2 separate regions of the Homo sapiens genome follow, and region 1 is linked to region 2. The links are chromatin contacts, found by Hi-C or POLR2A ChIA-PET in ENCODE. All regions are on one chromosome and are shown on one strand. The core of a region is the stretch at or near the end of the contact, and the rest is flanking DNA. Distances in the headings are between cores, read along the strand shown.

The links. A loop is a pair of places that touch in the nucleus more often than their neighbours do. ChIA-PET counts read pairs that join two places held with the same protein, here RNA polymerase II (POLR2A). Pooled maps may share reads with other maps.
Region 1: a map of Calu3 shows a loop between it and region 2 (2.0-fold over the local background). The contact joins two enhancer-like sites. A Hi-C loop is called at or near these places in 1 of 168 maps with a recorded cell type or tissue (Calu3) and 1 of 50 pooled maps. POLR2A ChIA-PET finds 5 or more read pairs at or near these places in 1 of 52 experiments (activated CD8-positive, alpha-beta T cell).

Annotation. Positions count from the first base shown.
Region 1 is chr10:58,662,324-58,668,333 of GRCh38, reverse strand. The region is part of intron 2 of BICC1 (BicC family RNA binding protein 1); the gene reads right to left. Among named protein-coding and RNA genes, the nearest start is that of BICC1, 150 kb to the right of the region's middle. Within about 2 kb of position 2,118, at least 6 of the 41 ENCODE cell types and tissues checked have a DNase peak (open chromatin) inside an H3K27ac peak, as active enhancers do.
Region 2 is chr10:58,434,970-58,440,943 of GRCh38, reverse strand. The region is part of intron 1 of LOC105378316 (a long non-coding RNA gene); the gene reads right to left. Among named protein-coding and RNA genes, the nearest start is that of TFAM, 53 kb to the right of the region's middle. Within about 2 kb of position 1,808, at least 3 of the 41 ENCODE cell types and tissues checked have a DNase peak (open chromatin) inside an H3K27ac peak, as active enhancers do.

The DNA of each region.
Region 1 (6,010 bases), core at 869-3,368, 230 kb before region 2:
TCATTCAGTGAGGATCAAAAGCTCACACAAGATGAATTCATAAAAGAAATGGAGAGGAAAAGTTTTTAAAACTACTTTTTGTATAAATTGGTGCACCTGGCCCAAGGCAATAATGCACCAACTGAAATCAGAGCATCTACAGATGACGTAAAACTTCCTTTCCTTTCCAAATTCAAATGACTCAAGGACTCTTCCCAAAGAACTTTTGCTTCCAGTTTGCATGCTATGCATTTTCTTAAAAGCCGGATGACCGTGAAATATTTCATTCTGTGTAAACTGTTTACTACCAATTTTTAATTTATTATGTTTTTTAAAAAATTTACAGTAAGCCAAGATGAGACAAAGGAAAAAAACTTTTATTGAACATCTGGTATCCATGAACACTTCATAAATATGTGCTTTACCTCTGCTTAATCTACTTAACCTGATTAAGCAGGCATGCTCCCCATTTAACATTTGAAAAGGAAGTTTAGAGAGATTTAAGATCACCTAGCTATGAGTTAGGAGCATCCTCCAGTCCTGGCTTCTCCAAGGAGTAGCTATTAGTTCATATAGATATGTCATCTCTCTGACACTCTATTTCCTCATAGACAAAATAAATAGACTCAAGTGAACCCTGTAGTTACTTTAAAAGGTAAATTTGATCTTTCAGAGACTGGTAATAGATGTTCAGGCTTACTTCCTCCCCTCTACCCTATTGCCTTTGCCTTTATCCAATTTCACTGTTCTTTACTAATTCCACAGAATGGTTTAAGAAAAAAGGAGCTGCCAAAAAAAAAGAGTACTTAAAAGTGTGTTTTGGTATTGGTAACACCATCCAGACCTTTGAAAGGGAAATATAAGAATTCCTTGAACCCTGAGAATTAAGGTTAAAACTACCTTCCCTAAGAATTATAAGAGTATCCAAAGACTTCTACTTTTGCTATATTTTTTTCATAATTCCAGTGAACAAATGGGACCAGACTTCATAAAATTCCCTCAAATACCTCATACCTTCACTTTAAAAAATCATTACTGTGTTCTCATAGTTTGGTAAAGAAATATCATTAATAGCTATGAGAAATTGTATATCTAAACTTACATGTCATTCTTTACAAATTAGCTTTTAAAAGGACTAAAAGGCCAAGAAGAATAAGCAAGTAGTTTCTTCTGGAGCCTACTTATATAATCTACAGAGGTACAAACACACAGTAATTAGTTTGAAAATAAAATGAAATCCTAGTTTGGTAAGTAATTTGCCTTCCTTAAAACTGTCAGTGGCACTAAATTGAAATTTTTTCCTTCTAGCTGACCAAATTGTAAGCCTCTTTCATCTAGATCATTATTGAAAAGTGAGAATAACCCATTATGTCTAATATATTTATCAAAGGAATTTAAATATTAAGTAGACAAGTTAAATAGGAGCAAATAGCTGAAATTTTTTAGTATCTTATTTAAAGTTGTTTCCAGGGAGGAACTCAAGGAAAAAACAAGTATATCCTAAATAATTCAATTAAGAAAGAGAAAAAGAGTGCCATATCAGCAATTGAATGGCTACTATGCATGGTGGGAGGGGTCATGCAAGGTAGGAGGTTTTAGGTAGATTGGTTTTCTGTCTTTAGTCCCATAAAAGGAAGGCCTCACTATTCCATTTAACAGGTGAAGAAAGAGATTCAAACACTAAGTAACTTGCCCAAGAGCATACAGCTAATAAATGCTGATTTTGTATTTCCAGCATATATACACTTGAATGAAAAATCCAAGCACTTTTATACTACATCACACTTCTTCCCACCTTCTGTGTGCTTGGATAAGGATTCAAAAATTAAAAGTCACATTCAGCAACCTATTAGAATTAAAATGCTGGCTGAAGGAAAAGAACATAATTAGGATATTGTTAAAGCAAACTAAATATGGCCTGAGAAGGACTCAGTACTTCTATATTTGAGTCCTTATAGATGAACTATAACCTAGCTTAACAGTGAGACAAAATTGAAAACCTAACTTAGTAATATGCACCTGAAACAATAGCTGAGTGTTGGCCAATCTCAGTGGCCTACTTCAACCACTCACAGTCTGCTGAATGTTCAACCTGTGTTCAAACAAGGCAAATGCCGAGCTGTAACCAATCTCACTCTTTCTGCACCTCACTTCTGAAAGTGAAAGTAGGTCATTTTACGTTTTTTTGTCTATAAATTTGTTCTGACCACAAGGCACCCCTGGAGTCTCTGAATCTGCTGTGATTCTGGGGACTGCCCGATTTGCAAATCATTCATTGCTCAATTAAGCTCCTTTAAATTTAATTTGGCTGAAGTTTTTATTTTACCAATATAATATATCAACTGCTTGGCCAGAAGTATGAGAACATAAGGAACTTGTACGTCTAGCAAGAGGGTAAACTGGATGTTCAGATGAAACCGACTATACATGTTTAAACAGAAAATATCTCAAAATGCTGAGTAAAATATAAAACCATACTTTTGCAAGGTTATAAAATTCATTAGAGATCAGAAATGATAACAAAGAAATAGACGGGTAAATTAGGGCTAGAGCCAGCATTTGCCAGCAAAATGTCCACTAATACCTGGTGGTCTACAGCGTGGGTTTTAAAAAATGTTTAAAGAATAGAAAATAAATTTCAGATCAAAACACATAAAGTCTCAGAAGATGAAATAAAATAAAACTTTCCCTTAGTGATTCACAGTGTAGATGAGTGCCTGGTTTTGCCTTGGTGAAGCAAGGGGAATGAAAAACCTCTCTCCTCTGAATTCCTAAACACAAGATTGTATTTATGCACTATTGGCGATAGAATTCATGAACAAAGCAAAACAGATTCATTTAGTTATGGCTGTATTCCCAGGCAGATAAAGACAAAAATACTCTCTGAGGCCAAGGAGTTTAAATACGGGCTTCAACAAGTACAATCAAACCACCAAAGATATGAGAGGAAAAGCCATGATTAGTGAGAGTCAACAGAAAAAGACCACTAAAATAATGCAGGCACTATAATAATATTATACAGAATACTTATGCTTAAAAACACAAGAGAAGTTATCAAAAGTATGTTAAGGGAACAAGATACTATTAAAATTGATCTTGCAGATTTCAAAAATGGTTGTTTTTGAGAGAGGTGGGAACACTGAGAATGCCCCTTTCCTGAGGCTTCGGCACACAAGACCTGACTAAAACTGAGGCTGGGAAGTGACAGACTACCAAACCACCCACTTACCCTTCCATGAACTTTTTACCAAGTAATAACAAGCAGTAGTCTACTACTGGGGAAGTGGCAATAACACAGACCCCTGTGGCACAGCTGTACAGAGCTGGCAGAAAGCCAAAGGTAGATCAGGAACACAGAAAACTGTACCACACTCCGGGACTCATATTAAGCTCAATGTAGCAGCAGCAATCCATCCACCACTGGAGAAATCTGAAGTCTGTTTGCACTCAAGGTAACTACAGCAACAGCAAAATTCAAACCCAGCTCAACTGCTGACAATACTGACTACTGACACACTCCCCTATATTAACGAACTGAAGAAACAAAAAAAGTAACCATTGTGGGTATTAATTTTATTTACCACAGACTATTGCTCTTTAACACACAATACCAATATTCAATAAAAAATTACAAGACACAAAAGTGGAGGGAAAAAAAAAACCCACAAGCCTATCATCAACAGATAGCATAGTCAAATGAAATAGACCTCAAGATGGCCCAGACTTGTAAATATCAGATAGAACTTTTAAAATAACTACAATTAATATAAGGATCTAATGAAAAATATTATCAATGTGTCTGTATAGAAAGGGAAATTTTACCAGAGACATAAAAACTATAAAATAATCCAATGAAAAATGTCTGAAATGCAGAACAAAGCCACAGACTGAGGAAAAAGCTATTTACAAAACCTATATCTTATGAAGAACCTATATCCAGAACTCTTAATGCTTTTTAATCCAATAAAAAATTAGCAAAATCTCAAACATATACTTCACCAAAGGAAACAATGATTAAGCACATTAAAAAATGCTCGATATTGGTTCTCAGAGAAATGCAAATAAGTCCACAATCAGAAACTACTAAGTATCCACCAGAATGACTAACATTTCAAAAGATAGATAATAACAGGTGCTGACAAGGATGTGAAACAACTAAAACTCTCCTATATTGCTGGTGGGAATTTGAAATGGCATAGCTACTTTAGAAAATAATCTGGCACTTTCTTAGAAAGTGAAACACACACTTACATGAGCCAACAATTACACTCCAAGGCACTCATACAAAAGAAGTGAAAATATATGTTTACACAAAGACCTCTATGTGCATTTTACAGCACCTTCATTCATAAAAGCCTTAAATTAAAAATGACTCAAATTCCATCAACTAGTGAATGAATGTTTTTAATGTGATATACCCATACAATAGACCACTACTCAGAACCAAAGCAATGAACTACTGACACACCCAACAACCTCAAATGAGATGAATCTCAAAGGATTTAATAAATAAAAGAAGACAAAAGACTATAGCATATGATTCTATTTAAACCAACCATCTCCAACCTTTTTGGCATCAGGGACCAGTTTCATGGAAGACAATTTTTTCACCGAATGCAGGGGCAGGGAGATGGTTTCGGGATGAAACTGTCCCACCGCAGATCATCAGGCATTAGATTCTCATAAGGAGTGCATAACCTAGATCCCTTGAATGCACAGTTCACAATAGGGTTCATGCTCCTATGAGAATCTAATGCTGCCGCTGATCTGACAGGAAGGGGAGCTCAGGCAGTAATGCTCACTTGGCTACCGCTCACCTCCTGCTGTGTGACCCAATTCCTAACAGGCCGATACCAGTGCACAGCCTGGGGGCTGGGGACCCCTGATTTAAATGACATGTTGGAAAAGAAAGAGAAAACACACCAGAGGTTGTCCAGTGCTAGAAGTTGGGAGGAAGAAAATGTCTGTTAAATAAAACCTAAAAATTGGGCCGGATGTGGTGATTCACACCTGTAACCCCAGCACTTTGGGAGGCCGAGGTGGGTGGATCACCTGAGGACAGGAGTTCGAGACCAGCCTGGTCAACATGGTGAAACCCTGTCTCTACTAAAAATAAAAAAATTAGCCAGGTATGGTGGCATGAACATGAAGTCCCAGCTACTCAGGAGGCTGAGGCAGGAGAATGGCGTCAACCCAGGAAGCAAAGGTTGCAGTGAGCCGAGATAGTGCCACTGCACTGCAGCCTGGGCAACAGAGTAAGACTCCGTCTCAAAAAAAAAAAAAAAAAAGAAAAAGAAAAAGAAAAAGAAAAAAATTGGATGTTCAAAGCCAACTACAAATAAAAATGACATCTTTCATTTATTTATTCAACAAAACATTATTGAGTGCCTACAGTGTGGCAGGTACTATTCTAGACACTGGATAAAAAAGAATTTTATTTTAGTTGCAAGAGTTCTCTTTTTCAGAAAAGTGATGACAACAAATGCAATAAATTCACTTTATACAAGTTTTCCACATGTAACTGAATGTTCAGAACTCGCAATACTTTTCCTTTCTTACCAGATTGTTACAAAATCTCCTATATTATCTCATGATAGTTTTGTTATACATTTATTAGGATGAACTATATGAAACTGCAATGTTGTCAACAAAATAGTTCTTTCCTATGTTTCAAAAACAAGGATTCAGAAGCAAGAAAGGTGTAAAAGTAATCAGGGGTCATGTCATGCCCTTCTCATTGTAATACGAGATAATCAGTGACAGAGTTTCTAGTCAAAACGTCTGATATTCTGAACTTTTTTCACCTTTCGAGAGCTTTCGCAACATTCAGACTTGTGTTACTCATCTTGTAAATACAGATGCTTGCTATGGAGACTTAGCTGACTTCTGGTTTCACATTCCTAATGCAAGAACTAAAGAACAACACAATTGTTCTCATTTTAGTTAAGTTTTTAATTTAACCTCCTTCATCATGGGTGGAAAACCCTTGTTTAAAAGGATTATTTCATTTGGGCATTTAAAAATGGAATAT
Region 2 (5,974 bases), core at 559-3,058:
TCAAAGACTTATTCCTGAATTTTTATAGCAGCTTTATATTTAATAGCCAAAATGTAAAACAACTCAAATGTTCATCAAAAGGTGAATATATAAACAAATTGTGGTATATCCATACAATGGAATATTGATTCACAATACTGATCCAAAATGAATGAACTATTGAATGACACATGGGTGAATCATGAACTACTTATACTGAATGAAAGAAGTTTGGGTGAGAGTACACACTGTGTGATTCAACTAACATTAAACTCTGGGAATTCCAAACTAATCTATAGTGACAAAAAGATCGGTAGTTGCTCAAGGAGGAGAGTGGGGTGGGCAAGGTGTAGAGATCACAGAGAGTCATAAGGAAGTGGTTGCCAGGATGTGAAAAAGGATTCTGAAGGCTCATTTGGGTTCAGATAGAAGAGAACCATGCTTGACTCATGATATGTAAACAGGGACAGGAGAATAAGTAGGGACAGGTCCTACATATTTCCGTTTAACACCTTCTGTTTGGGTTCAATTATTAGGTTCACTTTTTAGCTAATGAGGAGTCATTGAAGAACATACAAGTAAATTTTGATTGATAGTAGAATTGAAGGTGGGTGCAGTAGGCAGAATAACAGTCACCCCCAGAGATGACCACATTCTAATCCCCAGAAACTGTGAGAATTAAGGTTGCAGATGGAATTGAGGTTATTAATGAGCTGACTGTAAAAGAGAGAGAGAGAGAGTATCCGGGATTATCCAGCTGGGCCCAATGTCATCACAGGGTGCTTGGTGAAAGAGGAAGTGGGAGTGTAAGAGTCAGGGTAAAATGTGATGGCAAAAGCAAAGCTAGGGGGACACAATGTGAGAAGGACTTGACTGGCTATCGCTGGCTTTGAAGATGGGAGGGGGCCACAAGCCAAAGAATGTGGGCAGCCTCTAGGAGCTAGAAAAGACAAGAAAATAGATTCCCCTTGAGTTTCCAGAAAGGAATGCAGCTGTGCCGACACCGTGGTTTTTATCCCAATGATATAATTTCAGACTTCTGACCTTCAAAACAATGAGATAAAAAAATTGTGCTGTTTTAAGCCCTACATTAATGGTAATTGTTACCACAACAAAAGGAAACTAATACAGTGAGTCAGCATAAAATTTTGGAGAAAGATCAGAACAGGTGACAATACTGGTCCGAGTAAGGGCAGATCAAGGTAGATAGGACTCCAGAGTGGTGAACTCTGGGCCTCTAGAGGGCAACAGGAAAGTATTGAGCACTGGAAGATAGGCATGATAGACCTATGAAGGGGAAAAGGGTCCTGAAAGAAGATAGGCTGTGACCACCTTGACTAATTTCATTGTATTCCTAAATACAAACCCTGGGGAAGGGTTTCCTTCCCTTCCCCACTTTGTTGTTCACTTCTATGCAGTATTCTTTGCCACACTTCTCTCTCCTGAATCCTGATACTGCTAATTGCATTGTCTCCTGGTTGAAAATATAACATGAATGTTCCTAGCATTGTACTTATACTGCATTGCAAGTATTTTATTTATGCTAATTTTCCTTTATTAGACAGTGAGCTCTTTGGGATTATAATCTTATGTCTTTGTGCTGTTAGTGCCTGCCACAGTATATGACTAGTAAATTTGTGATGAAAGGAAGGCTGGAAAGGAACCTCCATCTTCCCTGGATATCCCAGAGAAAGAGAGTTTTTCCTTCTGGAATTTGGCAGAAAGATTCATGAGGGACAGGTAGAGACTTGCTGGGCAGCCAAGAGAATCAGTAACTTTATTGTTCCCATCAGGTATTCTCATTTCCTAGCACGAGCCCTGCCTGTATCTTACCTGAACCATAAGGTATGGCCTTCCCAACCAGTGCATGGGCTGCAAATCTGGAACATTTCTGAGGTTTGACTACAACCTATTCCTACAGTCCTTGAACAAGCACCATCCACAATCAAACCAATGCAAGTTTTATTTGTGTAAAAACTCTTAGCCAGAGTTCTTTAACTCTCAGTTATATGATTGATTACCTTAAACCACACTAGCAATTGGATAAGGCATCAAAAACAGAAAAATCTGCTTATGCAGTTTTTGGATCTGAAAACCAAATGGAAACATTAATTTCTTAAAGCTGAAAGCAGTTACTGGATAAAACTCCTAAGGAATCTTGAACAACCTATTGAACCAAAACAACATCCTGTCCCACAAACGCTTTCAATTCATGTTGTGAAATAAAACAGACATCGTGTTTTTACCCTCAGAACATTAAACATAGTATTGAGCTTCCAGTGCTATGAAATAGATATACAATTTCAGAAAGTAGATGAATAAGTCTCCAGTTCTGTTGAAAAATAATTATGGCTTAATGTTTATTTTTTTCATGTTGAACCTATTGCCAGCTAATTATTTCAAAATGAATCTCTTTCCCAATCCTCTGGAAAAGAATGCTTGGTATGTTTTGATTGGTCAGTGTGCCATCATGCATTTTATGAGCTCTTTGCTTAATCTGATGTTAATGTATTCTTTCCAAGCAAGGGAGAAAGCCCATGCCCAGAGGTGGAAGCAGTGGCACCTGAATTGCTCAGCTGATATTCACTGATAAGAAAGCGACCCTGTCCTCTTTTTTGGTCATATTCTTCCATAATGCCTTCAATAGCACCATGCATTTCTCCATCATCACTGTCTTTGCACACATTCATTGTCTGAATGAGTAATAACCTTTCCAAGGTCTATCTTCCCTGTTATATTGTAAGCTCCAAGAGGATAAGCAACATGTTGGTCATAGTCCATACCCTATTTCTAGTGCCTAATACTGTGCTTAGTATATAGCAAGCACAATTTTAATATATTATGAGTTAATGAATGAATGAACAGGCCCTTGTCTCCTTCCCTAAGGGCTAGGCAGTTTAATCCTAAGACAACCAGGTGCTTTCAAAAATAACTCTTTCTGAACCAATACAGGTGACATGGACATTTTCTTAATATATTATTCTCTAAGGAAACATTTCTTCACTTGTTCCACTACGCTATGTAAACACTCTTATCTGGCAATCTCTTCAGCATGTATACATTTAACGTGTATTTAGTATTTTTCTTTTCTAACTTTTTATTGTGCTTGTATCTTATCAAATCATATTATTTATACGTTTTTACTGTGTATGCTCCTAGACTTCCTCTCTGCCTGCTCTGATCTTTGGATGCTGCAGGCGAAGCACCTTACCTGTCCCAGCTTTAGATTCCAGCATTAAATGCTGGCATTAAGCCCATACCAGCCCTTGGATAGGCAGAGATCAGATACTGTTTGACATTAACAGAGAAATGAGATCCTAATGAGGACACTCTCAGGCACCAATATGAATTAGCATGGAAATGGCCAAATTCAACCTTGAAGTTCTGCTCTCTTTTCGATTTCTTCTTCATATCAAATAACCATCAAAAAGTAAGTAAACTTTCAAGGGAATGATTTGTTGGGTTATGGTCTCAGATTTCAAGAAATAGGGCTTCTAGGGAAAAGCATCGGCACGTGTGATGTCATGAGAGGAGGGGAAGAGGAGGGTCTAAGGCAGAATGCCGCCTCTGCTCAAAGATGTTATTCATTTTATACCACATTTCACCTCTTCCCTCATGCCTTTCTCCAGTCTTCAAAAATGTGAATTTTGGTCACTGTTGGCCTTGCCTCTTATTGCAAAGAAAGTTTTGTCATTTAGTGACTGGGAAATAGCCTGTTGTATGAATTGTATTTAAAATTATTGTGCAACTGGGACCATAAGCATGAATGTATAAGGGTTCACAATCTTCCCTCTCTGTGACTGCTAGCTTGTCTCCAGGACTCTGTGAAGCTAATCAGGCCAATGGGTAGAAAGATCTGATAACTGGAAGATAAGATACAGACTGGGATTTTTTTTTTCAATCTTATAAAGAGACAAATTTATTTATTTTTGTGTTTTGTTGGGAGAGAGGGAGGAAAAAGACCAGAACCCTGAGTGCAATGCAGGGATGAGAAAGAGATTTTGTGAGTTGAGCAAGTCTTTGAAAAAAAACTTCAGAGTGATGGGAAATAGAAAGAAAGATGCAGAAATAATTGTTAGGATGTCTGCTAGATATTCTTCTGACATTCTTCAAGAGTCCCTGGTAAATATTTGAATTATTTTCCAATTAGTCTTGGTGTTCAAAGTTGTGTTTATTTGAATGTCATATAAACTGGACCACATGGGTCAACATATTTAAATTGACTTCTTTTATCCATATATATAGAGAAATCAATATTGCAGGTAGGTGAAACCCAACCAATCAGAATTTTCTTAACTAATTTAACTTGTATTTTCCTTGAGAACTCTTAAGAGAAACAAATAAATGAAAGACAATTATTTCATACAAGAAATTCTGTTAGAATACACACATATGCAACTGTTACAGAATAGAAACACACTTCAATCTTTAATACTTTTTACAGACACAACTCTAATCAGTAACATGAACATTCGACTGAAATTTAAAATGGTGGCCCTGAAATACTTTTTAAGTCTCAATTTTTGTACGTACTAAAGAAAGATAATCAAAAGATATTTTTGGCATGAGACCCAATCCCTTCTGGCCTGAGGCATTGTTATGAAAGGTAGTTTGTTGCATACCTGTCTGGCTACCTAAAGCCACTTCCCGTTTGCCCCAAGAACACTGTGCTGGCAGTGAGCCACATTTTTTTCCAAACAGGAAATGGGTTAAAGACACAGCATGCAATTCTGAAGGGACCCCAGATCAGCAACTTACGGACACATGTTTGGAAAAGGAAACTTCACTTTGATGCATCAATCATTTTTCACTCTGTTCCTTTTCTTTAAAAGACGGGACTTTATGAGCAGTACCTTAAGGAGAAGCAAACTAAGATTTCTCTGTGCTCTGAGGAAACTCTAAAACATTGAAGGGCAAAACAACTAGATTTTTATCTTTCCCATTGGAAACTTTTTCTCAAAATGACCCATTCCTATCAGGCCTTTGGGGCTCCTCCTCAGGTATGTTTCTATTCTCTATTAAGACAAAGGGGCAGGCTCTCACACCCACACAACACTGATAGACATCACTTGTGGCCAGATTTTTTGTTTGGGTTTTTTTTTTTTTTTTTGCCTTCTTTAACTTCTGTTGAGAAGAAAGCCCTGAATTCCAGCTTCCATCAATTGGCTGTCATCCCAGGCCACACAATTGGCAAAGCCCTGCATCCTAAGACCTCCCAAAAACAGAGAAGCCTGGGGATCTGAAACAGGTACCACTGATTATTTTAGCTGTAGAGGCCTTTTGTTGTCATTTGCCACTGTTACTTACACAATTCTTTAGTCGTGACTTTTAAGTCTCTCACTTGGTCTTTTTTCCACTGAAGTTTTATCCTGATTCATTCTTCCTCTTCCCAGACCTTGGCTTGTGACATCTCTGCTAGGATTGATATCAACACCATGGTTGTGTTTATGTCTCCCCCTGCATGCCAGGCTCACTGATGTGGTGAGTGGAGCTCTGGGAAGCCGAGCTGAGGAGGCTGAGTCATCAGTCATCATCTCTTGACTCCCTGGGTCTGACCAAAATGACAGAGGCTCCTCACACTAAAGTGTACTGGGAGACCACAGCAAAAAAGAGGCAAAGGACTTCTCCCATTTGACTCTAACCACTTTATAAAAGGTCACATTTTTGTCATAGCAGTAGGGAGATGTTAGTGTGGAAATCTCAATGCAGCTTCCATTCCATTTCGTTTTTCAGGCCACAGCTTAAATGACCCTTTCTAAATGGTAAACCACATTGAAAAGCTATTAAAGCTTAATATAGGCATACTCTGTGACCCAGCATTTTTAATTCTGAATATATATATATGCATATATACATTTATATGATATATTCATATAGCATATACATAATATATATAATAGAAATCCATTCATATGTTTACCAAAAGGCATGTACAGGAATGTTCATAGCAGTACTATTTATTTATTTATTTATTTATTTATAGAGACAGAGTCTT